Regions from separate parts of the Homo sapiens genome. Here region 2 is linked to region 1. A link is an interaction called in ENCODE POLR2A ChIA-PET data of the cell type or tissue named here. Cell type or tissue: Caco-2. All regions are shown on one strand. Links, peaks and the distances in the headings refer to the core of each region. The heading gives the core; the rest is flanking DNA.

Region 1 (4,381 bases), core at 153-4,152:
TTCTCCTGCCTCAGCCTCCTGAGTAGCTGGGATTACAGGTGCCTGCCATCACGTCTGGCTAATTTTTGTATTTTTAGTAAGAGATGGGGTTTCACCATGTTGGCCAGGCTGATCTTGACCTCCTGAGCTCAGGTGATATGCCCGCCTCGGCCTCCCAAAGTGTTGGGATTACAGGCGTAAGCCACCACGTCCGGCCTCGGTTGCCCTTTTTTTTTTTTTTTTTTTTTTTTGAGACGGAGTCTCGCTCTTTCACCAGGCCAGAGTGCAGTGGCACTATCTCGGCTCACTGCAAGCTCCGCCTCCTGGGTTCAGGCCATTCTCCTGCCTCAGCCTCCCGAGTAGCTGGGACTACAGGCGCCCGCCACCGCACCCAGCTAATTAGTTGTATTTTTTTTTAGTAGAGATGGGATTTCACCGTGTTAGCCAGGATGGTCTCAATCTCCTGACCTCATGATCCACCCGCCTCGGCCTCCCAAAGTGCTGGGATTACAGGCGTGACCACCGCGCCCGGCCGGTTGCCCATTTTTATGGTTATTTCTATGGATATGCTAAACAAGGGGTGGATTATTCATGCCTCCCCTTTTTAGACAGCATAGGGTAACTTCCTGACATTGCCATGGCATTTGTAAACTGTCATGGGGCTGCTGGGAGTGGAGCGGTGAGGACAACCAGAGGTTACTCTCGTCACTATCTTGGTTTTGATGGAGTTTGACTGGATGCTTTATTTATTTTTATTTATTTTTTATTTTTTTGAGACGGAGTCTCGCTCTGTCACCCAGGCTGGAGTGCAGTGGCGCGATCTCCGCTCACTGCAAGCTCCATCACCCGGGTTCACGCCGTTCTCCTGCCTCAGCCTCCCGAGTAGCTGGGACTACAGGCGCCCGCCACCACGCCCAGCTAATTTTTTGTATTTTTTTTTTTTAGTAGAGATGGTTTCACCGTGTTAGCCAGGATGGTCTCAATCTCCTGACCGTGTGATCCACCCGCCTCAGCCCCCGAAAGTGCTGGGATTACAGGTGTGAGCCACCGCGCCCGGCCTGGCTGGATTCTTTATTGCTAAGGGAGGAGACCACCCCTCATATTGTCTTATGCCCAATTTCCACCTCCAAAGAAAGAAAAAGTAAAAACTAAAAGGCAGAAATGAAATCCACAAGCAGACAGCCCCGCGCCCCAGGAATGAAATCCACAAGCAGACAGCCCCGCGGCCCAGGAATGAAATCCACAAGCAGACAGCCCGGCGCCACACCCTGGGCCTGGTAGTTAAAGATTGACCCCTGACCTAATCGGTTATCTATAGATTACAGACATTGTATAGAAAAGCACTGTGAAAATCCCTATCCTGTTTTGTTTGGATCTGATTACCAGTGCATGCAGCCCCCAGTCACGTACCCCCTGCTTGCTCAGTCGATCACGACCCTCTCACGCACACCCCCTTAGAGTTGTGAGCCCTTAAAAGGGACAGGAATTGCTCACTTGGGGATCTCGGCTCTTGAGACGGGAGTCTTGCCGATGCCCCTGGCCGGATAAACCCCTTTCTTCTTTAACTCGGTGTCTGAGGAGTTTTGTCTGTGGCTGGTCCTGCTACATTGCTACCTGTGTTATCAGCAAGGTCCTTATGACCTGTATCTTGTGCTGACTTATCTCATCCTGTGACTTAGAATGCTTTTTTTTTTCTTTTTACTGCAACCTCCGCCTCCCCGGCTCAAGCGATTCTCCTGCCTCAGCCTCGCAAGTAGGTGGGATTACAGGCACGAGCCACCACGCCTGACTAATTTTTGTATTTTCAGTAGAGACGGGGTTTCACCGTGTTGGCCAGGCTGGTCTCAAACTCTACTTCGGGTAATCCACCCGCCTCGGCCTCCCAAAGTGCTGGGCCACCGTGCCTGTCATTTTTGTTTTTTTTGGAGAATGCCTTAACTGTCTGGGAATGCAGCCCGGTAGGTCTCAGCCTTATTTTAGTCAGCTCCTATTCAAGATGGAGTTGCCCTGGTTACACGCCTCTGACAGTAGGTCCGTTGCCCAATGCACGCTGTGAGTCAATTTGCCGGGTCACTGTGTTGCAGAAGAGAAGGAAGTTTAATCACAGGGCTGAGGAATGAGGAGATGGGAGGAAACCTCCAATCCATCTCCCCCAGAAGTTTGGGTCTAGGGTTTTTTTTTTTTTTGAGATGGAGTTTTGCTTTGTCACCCAGGCTGGAGTGCAGTGGCAGGATCTTTGCTCACTGCAACCTCCGCCTCCCAGGTTCAAGTAATTCTCTTGCCTCAGCCTCCTGAGTAGCTGGGGTTACAGGCACCCGCTACCACGCCCGACTAATTTTTTGTGTTTTTAGTAGAAACGGGGTTTCACTATGTTGGCCAGGCTGGTCTTGAACTCTTGACCTCAGGTGATTCACCTGCCTTGGCCTCCCAAAGTGCTGGAGTTACAGGTGTGAGCCTCTGCACCCGGCCGGGGCTAGGGTTTTTAAGTGTTTTGGTGTGGGCCAGAGTGTGGCCATGCTGACTGCTGGCGGAGACAGGGGCATGAAGACGCAGTGTTCTCATGCTGATCCCATTCCTCACTGGGGTCTTCAAACTGGTTAGTGTCAGCTATTTGGCTGGAATTCAAGGTCTGAAAAACATCTGAAACCATCCTTAAACAAAAGCCTTATAATTCTAATGTCCCAGAGTTTATCTGTAGGAACCGTGCAGATACAAATTTGTCTAATGGGGCCGGGCGCGGTGGCTCACGCCTGTAATCCCAGCACTTTGGGAGGCCTAGGCGGGAGGATCACGAGGTCAGGAGATCGAGACCATCCTGGCTAACATGGTGAAACCGCGTCTCTACTAAAAATACAAAAAAAATTAGCCAGGCATGGTTGCAGGCACCTGTAGTCCCAGCTATTCGGGAGGCTGAGGCAGGAGAATTGTGTGAACCCGGGAGGCGGAGCTTGCAGTGAGCAGAGATTGCGCCACTGCCCTCCAGCCTGGGCGACAGAGCGAGACTCCGTCTCAAAAAAAAAAAAAAATTCGTCTAATGACCCTGCTGTCAGAAATCCTATCTACAGCAATGATGAGGAGGCAAAAGTGCAGTGTCTAGAGCCACGTGATACACAGCAGCCAGGATGTGGGCCAGAGTGCAGCCTGATTCACATTTTTTCATTTTTATTTTTTTTACTAAAAGTGGGTTTTCATTTTTTGTTTTGTTTTTGTTTTTGTTTTTTGTTTTTTGAGATGGAGTCTCACTCTGTTGCACCCAGGCTGGAGTGCAGTCGTGCGACCTCGGCTCACTGCAACCTCTGCCTCTGCCTCCCGGGTTCAAACAATTCTGCCTCAGCCTCTCGAGTAGCTGGGATTACAGGCGTTGAACTACCATGCCCCGCTAATTTTTGTATTTTTGTAGAGACGCAGTTTCACCATGCTGGCTGGGCTGGTCTCAAACTCCTGACCTTAAGTGATCCATCTGCCTCAGCCTCCCAAAGTGCTGGGATTACAGGCCTGAGCCACTGTGCCTGGTCTACAAAGGATATTTTTGTGGGGAAAAGAAAGAGAGATCAGATTGTAACTGTGTCTGTGTAGAAAGAAGTAGACACAGGAGACTTCATTTTGTTCTGTACTAAGACAAATTCTTCTGCCTTGAGATGCTGTTAATCTATGACCTTACCCCCAACCCTGTGCTCTCTGAAACATGTGCTGTGTCCACTCAGGGTTAAATGGATTAAGGGCTGTGCAAGATGTGCTTTGTTAAACAAATGCTTGAAGGCAGCATGCTCCTTAAGAGTCATCACCACTCCCTAATCTCAAGTACCCAGGGACACAAACACTGCGGAAGGCCGCAGGGACCTCTGCCTAGGAAAGCCAGGTATTGTCCAGGGTTTCTCCCCATGTGATAGCCTGAAATATGGTCTCATGGGAAGGGAAAGACCTGACCGTCCCTCAGCCCGACACCAGTAAAGGGTCTGTGCTGAGGCGGATTAGTAAAAGAGGAAGGAACACCTCTTTGCAGTTGAGACAAGAGGAAGGCATCTGTCTCCTGCTCGTCCCTGGGCAATGGAATGTATGGGTGTAAACCCCGATTGTATATTCCATATACTGAGATAGGGGAAAACCGCCTTAGGGCTGGAGGTGGGACATGCGGGCAGCAATACTGCTCCGTAAGGCATTGAGATGTTTATGTGTATGCATATCTAAAGCACAGCACTTAGTTCTTTACCTTGTCTATGATGCAGAGACCTTTGTTAACGTGTTTATCTGCTGACCTTCCCTCCACTATTATCCTATGACCCTGCCACATCCCCCTCTCTGAGAAACACCCCAAAATGATCAATAAATACTAAGGGAACTCAGAAGCTGGCGGGATCCTCCATATGCTGAATGCTGGTCCCCTGGGTCCCCTTATTTCTTT
Region 2 (4,381 bases), core at 95-4,094, 500 kb after region 1:
AGGGGCAGTGAGCGCGACAGGCGTCTCCAGCCCCCCTTCAGCCTCGCCCCTTTGGCAGCTGGCTGTCCACCTGTCCGGCCCTCCTCCTCCTTCTCCCATGGGTCCCCAGTACCCTCCTCCACCCTGGCCCGTGTGTCGAGCCCTCACACAGTCTCACCTCTTCCCACGCTGCGCCCTGCCTCGGCCCCGATCCATATGGGCCCCTCGACCGCCCCGGCCCTTAGGGGGCGGGTTCCTGCGGCCCACAGGGTGACACTCATTCCCTGAGTAGGAGCTGTCGGAGTCTGAGTGGGAGTCACTGCAGGAAGAAGCAGGAGGGTCAGGCCTGAAACGCCTCCCCCTCCCTCACACACAGCCCCAGCCGGGAGCCTCAGTACCTTCTGCGGAAGTGGCGCGTCGGGGACCTGGAGGAGGAGCGGGAGCGGGAGTCTGTGCTGGAAGAAGAGCTGTTGTCCTTCATGAAGACGTTGCGGTTGCCAAACTTGGTGAAGCTGTTGCCCCGGGCTCGACCGGCACCCCCAGCCCCGGGCGTCCCTCGCTGGGACGGGGCACCCCCGCCCCTTGTCGCCGAGCCTGCCCCTCTAGGAGGGTGAAGGCTGCTAGCGGCCTCCCACCGCTTCTTCTTAGGGCTCTCAGCCACAGGCTCCCGGGTCAGCCTGAGAATACAGCAGGGCAGGGCGTCACCAACCCCGCCAGACACTGGCAGGACAGCCGCCACCACCTCCCTCAAGGTACCGACCCGCCTCCGAAAGGAAAGGCACTTACCCCAGGCGGCTCAGCTACTACAGTGCAGAAATGAGACGCGAACCCAGGTTTTCCGTCTCCAGAGGGTGCGCTTAACCACTGAGCAATGCACGCCTCTCCAGCACCCATGGTCCCCACCCCACCCCACCGGCCTCCCTCCAACCAGGACTTCATCCCCCCAGGATCCAACTTTCCAGTTCATTTCTCTTTGGAGCTCCTGGTACCTGGGACCCGCAACTCTCCTACCTCCATACCCAGCCCATGCCTCTCACAGCACCACCCTCCCACCTATGTCCCCCACCCAGACTAACCCCGGCAAGGGCTCCCGGCTCCAGTCAATGGTATAGGCCGAGCCGTCCTGCAGCCGCGCCTGCAGCACCTCCTTGAGCAGCTTTTCCGTGCGGTCCTTGTCCTCCTCCGACTCACAGGCGGTGAAGCAGCGCTCCACATACTCTTTCATGTCCTGGGGCCAGTCATCCGGCTTCCCAGACAGGTTCCCCCGGGCAGAGGACCCGCTGCGGGAGGACAGATGAGGGGCTCAGCTGGAGACGATCCCAAACTCAAAAGACCATCCCCACCGCCACTCTGAGCTGACACAGCGGGACGCAGTCCCCAAGTTTTCCTTCTGTCTCCTTCAGTGCTCACAGCAACCCCCAAGAGAGGGTCCTTCTGCCCTTTTCAGAGGCGCACACTGAGGCTCAGGGTGGGCAGCTGGCCAGTGGGACTGGACCATAGACGCTGAGTGCAGAGTGTGGGGCTGCGACGGGGCAAGGGGGCAGACGTCACCTGTGGTTCTGAACTTTCTCAGGGTTGGGCTGGGGGCCAAAACCACTGTGCTGGCCCTCTGCGTTGGAGCCAAAGCTCTGGGTGGTAACAGCAAAGGGTCGCTTCTGGATGTTGAACTTGAGACCTCCAGTCCCAGGGGCGGCTGTGAGGGCAGCGAAAGCTATGGTTAGGCCCTTCCCCGGCACATCCAGGGGTCCCCAGGGGACGGGAGGAAGTGGAAATGCAGGGAGGAGCGCTCAGGTTCTAGAGGAGGGCTCCAGCACACATGTGCCTGGTCCAGAGCAGCCCCACCCCCAGCCTGGCGATCACAACACCCAGAAACAAGGAGCAGCACACACCACGGGCCTCACACCCAGGAGCTCTTATGAGGGCCCAACCGCTCGGACCTCCACGTAGCTCTGCCAACTTACGTTTCATGCGGTTCCACAGCTGTTGGCCCTTCTTGGGCTTGGCAGGTTCGGTGTAGGTGTGTGGCCCATAGGCCTGGCCCGTGGCGGGCCCCGCCTGGCTGTGCTGTGTGGCTGGAGCTGTCCCAGGCTGAGGGCCACTGTTCAGCGTGTGAGCCCCATGTGGGGGATTTGAGGGCTGAGGGGGCTGAGCCGACGGCAGCTGCTGAGGGGGAGCCTGGTAGGACATGCTCTCATCCATGCCGGGGACTGGGGGCTGCAGAAGGAAGCAGGCGCTGAGCACGGGAGGCAGATTCTGGGGCTGGCGAGTGGCACTCAGCCCTCGCTGTGAGGACGCAGTGGTCACAGCACTCAGCACTCAACCCTCCCGTGACCTTCCCAAATGTGAGTTCATTCGAGTCCTCAGTAACTCTGTGAGGTTAACATTTGTTAACAGCCCTTTTCACAGCTGACAAGGCTCCAGCTCAGAGACTAAGCGACTTCCCAGGGCCCTAAGCTATGAAGCGGCAGCTGGCAGCGTTTCAATGCTGGAGTAACAGCCACCGACAACACACCCACTCCAGCGCTACCATCTGAGCACAAGACACCCATGAGCACACACACTCATGGAGCCCAAGGATGAGGCTACCATCCTTCCCGCTTTCGAGAGCTGACCGAGATGCGTAATTACACCAGGGGTGGGACAGCTGGGATTCAAACCCAGGTCTACCTGCCTCCTGTGCACTAGCCCGGCCATTCCTCCAAGCTGCACATTCAATGCAAAACCCAGCCGGTGTGTGCACGCCTGTGGGTGACCATGCTAGGGAAAAAGATGAGATGTCTTTCAACATCTCAGCCCTGGCCTTGGCTCAGCCTTAAACCCACCCCAGGTTCAAACACTATGCTCTGTCCTCCTCATTTTCAGATCAGGAGTTGCTTGGAAGGAAAAAAGCAGCTTAAGGAGTACAAGCCATTCCTCATTGACAGCTCATTCAAAAATCTACACTTCCTCTGCTTGAGCAGGGTATGGGAGCTGGGCTAGGATGTTACCTGGTTCAGAGTCCCTTGGTGTTGGGGTGCGGATGGCTGCTGGGGTGTGGCTGAGCCATAGGAGCCGGCCATCCCATACTGGGAAGGGGAGCCATAGCTCTGGTACATGCTCTGCAAAGGCGCAGGGAGGGAGGGTTTAGTGGGAGGCCTACCCTTTCCGCTTCCCCAGCCTGCTCAGGAACTACACCAGCCATGACCCTCTACCAATCCCTCACCCCTTTCTCTCTTCACTATATTAATGCACCACATCCTCTCATATATTAGGAAAAGAAAAACCTCTATCAATCCCACATCTCACTTAGCTAGTTCTCGGAAGAATATAATCAACGATACTGAGTGCCAACTCTTCTAAGCACTACGACAGAACAAAAGGAAAACCCATGCTGTAATGAAGCTTGTGCTGGAATTACATGTCCGGCTGGAGACATCAACATGTAATACATCCAGCAATAAGGATCATGAAACAATAAGATGGCAAAGAAAGGGAGAGGGACAGGCTGCGAGGCAGGAATGCTACTTTCAATCAGTGTGTCAGGTAGAGGCTCTCTGAAGGCGGCATCTGAGCAGAGACCTCCAAGAGGCGGCAACACAGGGAGCACTGCAGCCAGGGCAAAGCGAGAGCGGGCCTGGCGGGTGCGGGCATCAAGGAGGTCTCTGCTTCGATGGCCATGGCAGAATGAGCATGAGGAGAGAAGGGACCAGAACCGGGTATGTAGGACCTTGTGGCTCATGGCGGGGACCTAGGAATTTACCTCCTGGGCAAGTTAGAGGGTTTCTGAGCAGTTATCACTGCGATCTCCAGTCCATCCACCACCCAGCCCCATCCCGGCAGACTCCACTTCACCTCGCCCCGACCCAGCAGACTCCACCTCGCCCTGCCCCGCCCCACTGGCTGGGCACTCACCATGGGATAGTAGTAGCTGTAGGGGTAGGCATAGTTGTACTGCTGGTACCACTGGTAGTACTGCTGCTGCTGCAAAGCTGAGGCTTCTGCCTGGGACACGTACTGTGGAAGCAGAGGCACATGTGCCGTCAGCAGCCCAAATCCACAGGCACACGGCCCCCAAAGGGCAAGCCTGTTTACTGGTGGCCAATTGCCAAGGGATGAAACTGGGTCCATGTATCTGCAAAGTGAGCCACTGTCTCTACCATGAGACTCACGCACGTTAGAGACCAGGGGCATGGGCATGGCCTCCCTCTTCAGAACCACATCACGCCCTAATTTCCTCAAGGAAACAGAACTTTTTCCCGTTCAGATTTAGATACCCTGGAACGTCTTTTCATGTTTCCCCTCAGAGCACCCCGTCTGAATGATACAACAGGACGCCAGACTGTGTCCCTCCCACAACCTCTGGCTCAGGGTACCCCAGCCCCATGAGGCCTTCTCACCTGTGCACTGGCCACAGGCCCATTGC

The links. ChIA-PET counts read pairs that join two places held together with the same protein. Peaks named below come from ENCODE experiments on the same cell type or tissue, not always from the same donor. Only the 100,000 strongest peaks of a DNase experiment are listed, where the experiment ranks them.
Region 2: POLR2A ChIA-PET joins it to region 1 with 5 read pairs; 2 of 35 experiments call an interaction of 5 or more read pairs at or near these places.

The regions. Positions count from the first base shown.
Region 1 is chr19:54,950,378-54,954,758 of GRCh38, reverse strand. It overlaps a transcript of NLRP7 not described here. Among named protein-coding and RNA genes, the nearest start is that of NLRP7, 5.0 kb to the right of the region's middle. RefSeq lists enhancers at 2,067-2,756, 3,447-4,137. In Caco-2, for the core only: no CTCF peak of the experiment used is centred there; DNase peaks (open chromatin) are centred at 1,211, 1,544 and 1,968.
Region 2 is chr19:54,452,242-54,456,622 of GRCh38, reverse strand. LENG8 (leukocyte receptor cluster member 8) reads right to left here. Exons shown (of 16, transcript NM_052925.4): 3 at 4,356-4,381; 4 at 3,871-3,972; 5 at 2,967-3,077; 6 at 1,941-2,193; 7 at 1,531-1,672; 8 at 1,056-1,259; 9 at 378-656; 10 at 158-298. Among named protein-coding and RNA genes, the nearest start is that of LENG8, 5.2 kb to the right of the region's middle. In Caco-2, for the core only: no CTCF peak of the experiment used is centred there; no DNase peak of the experiment used is centred there.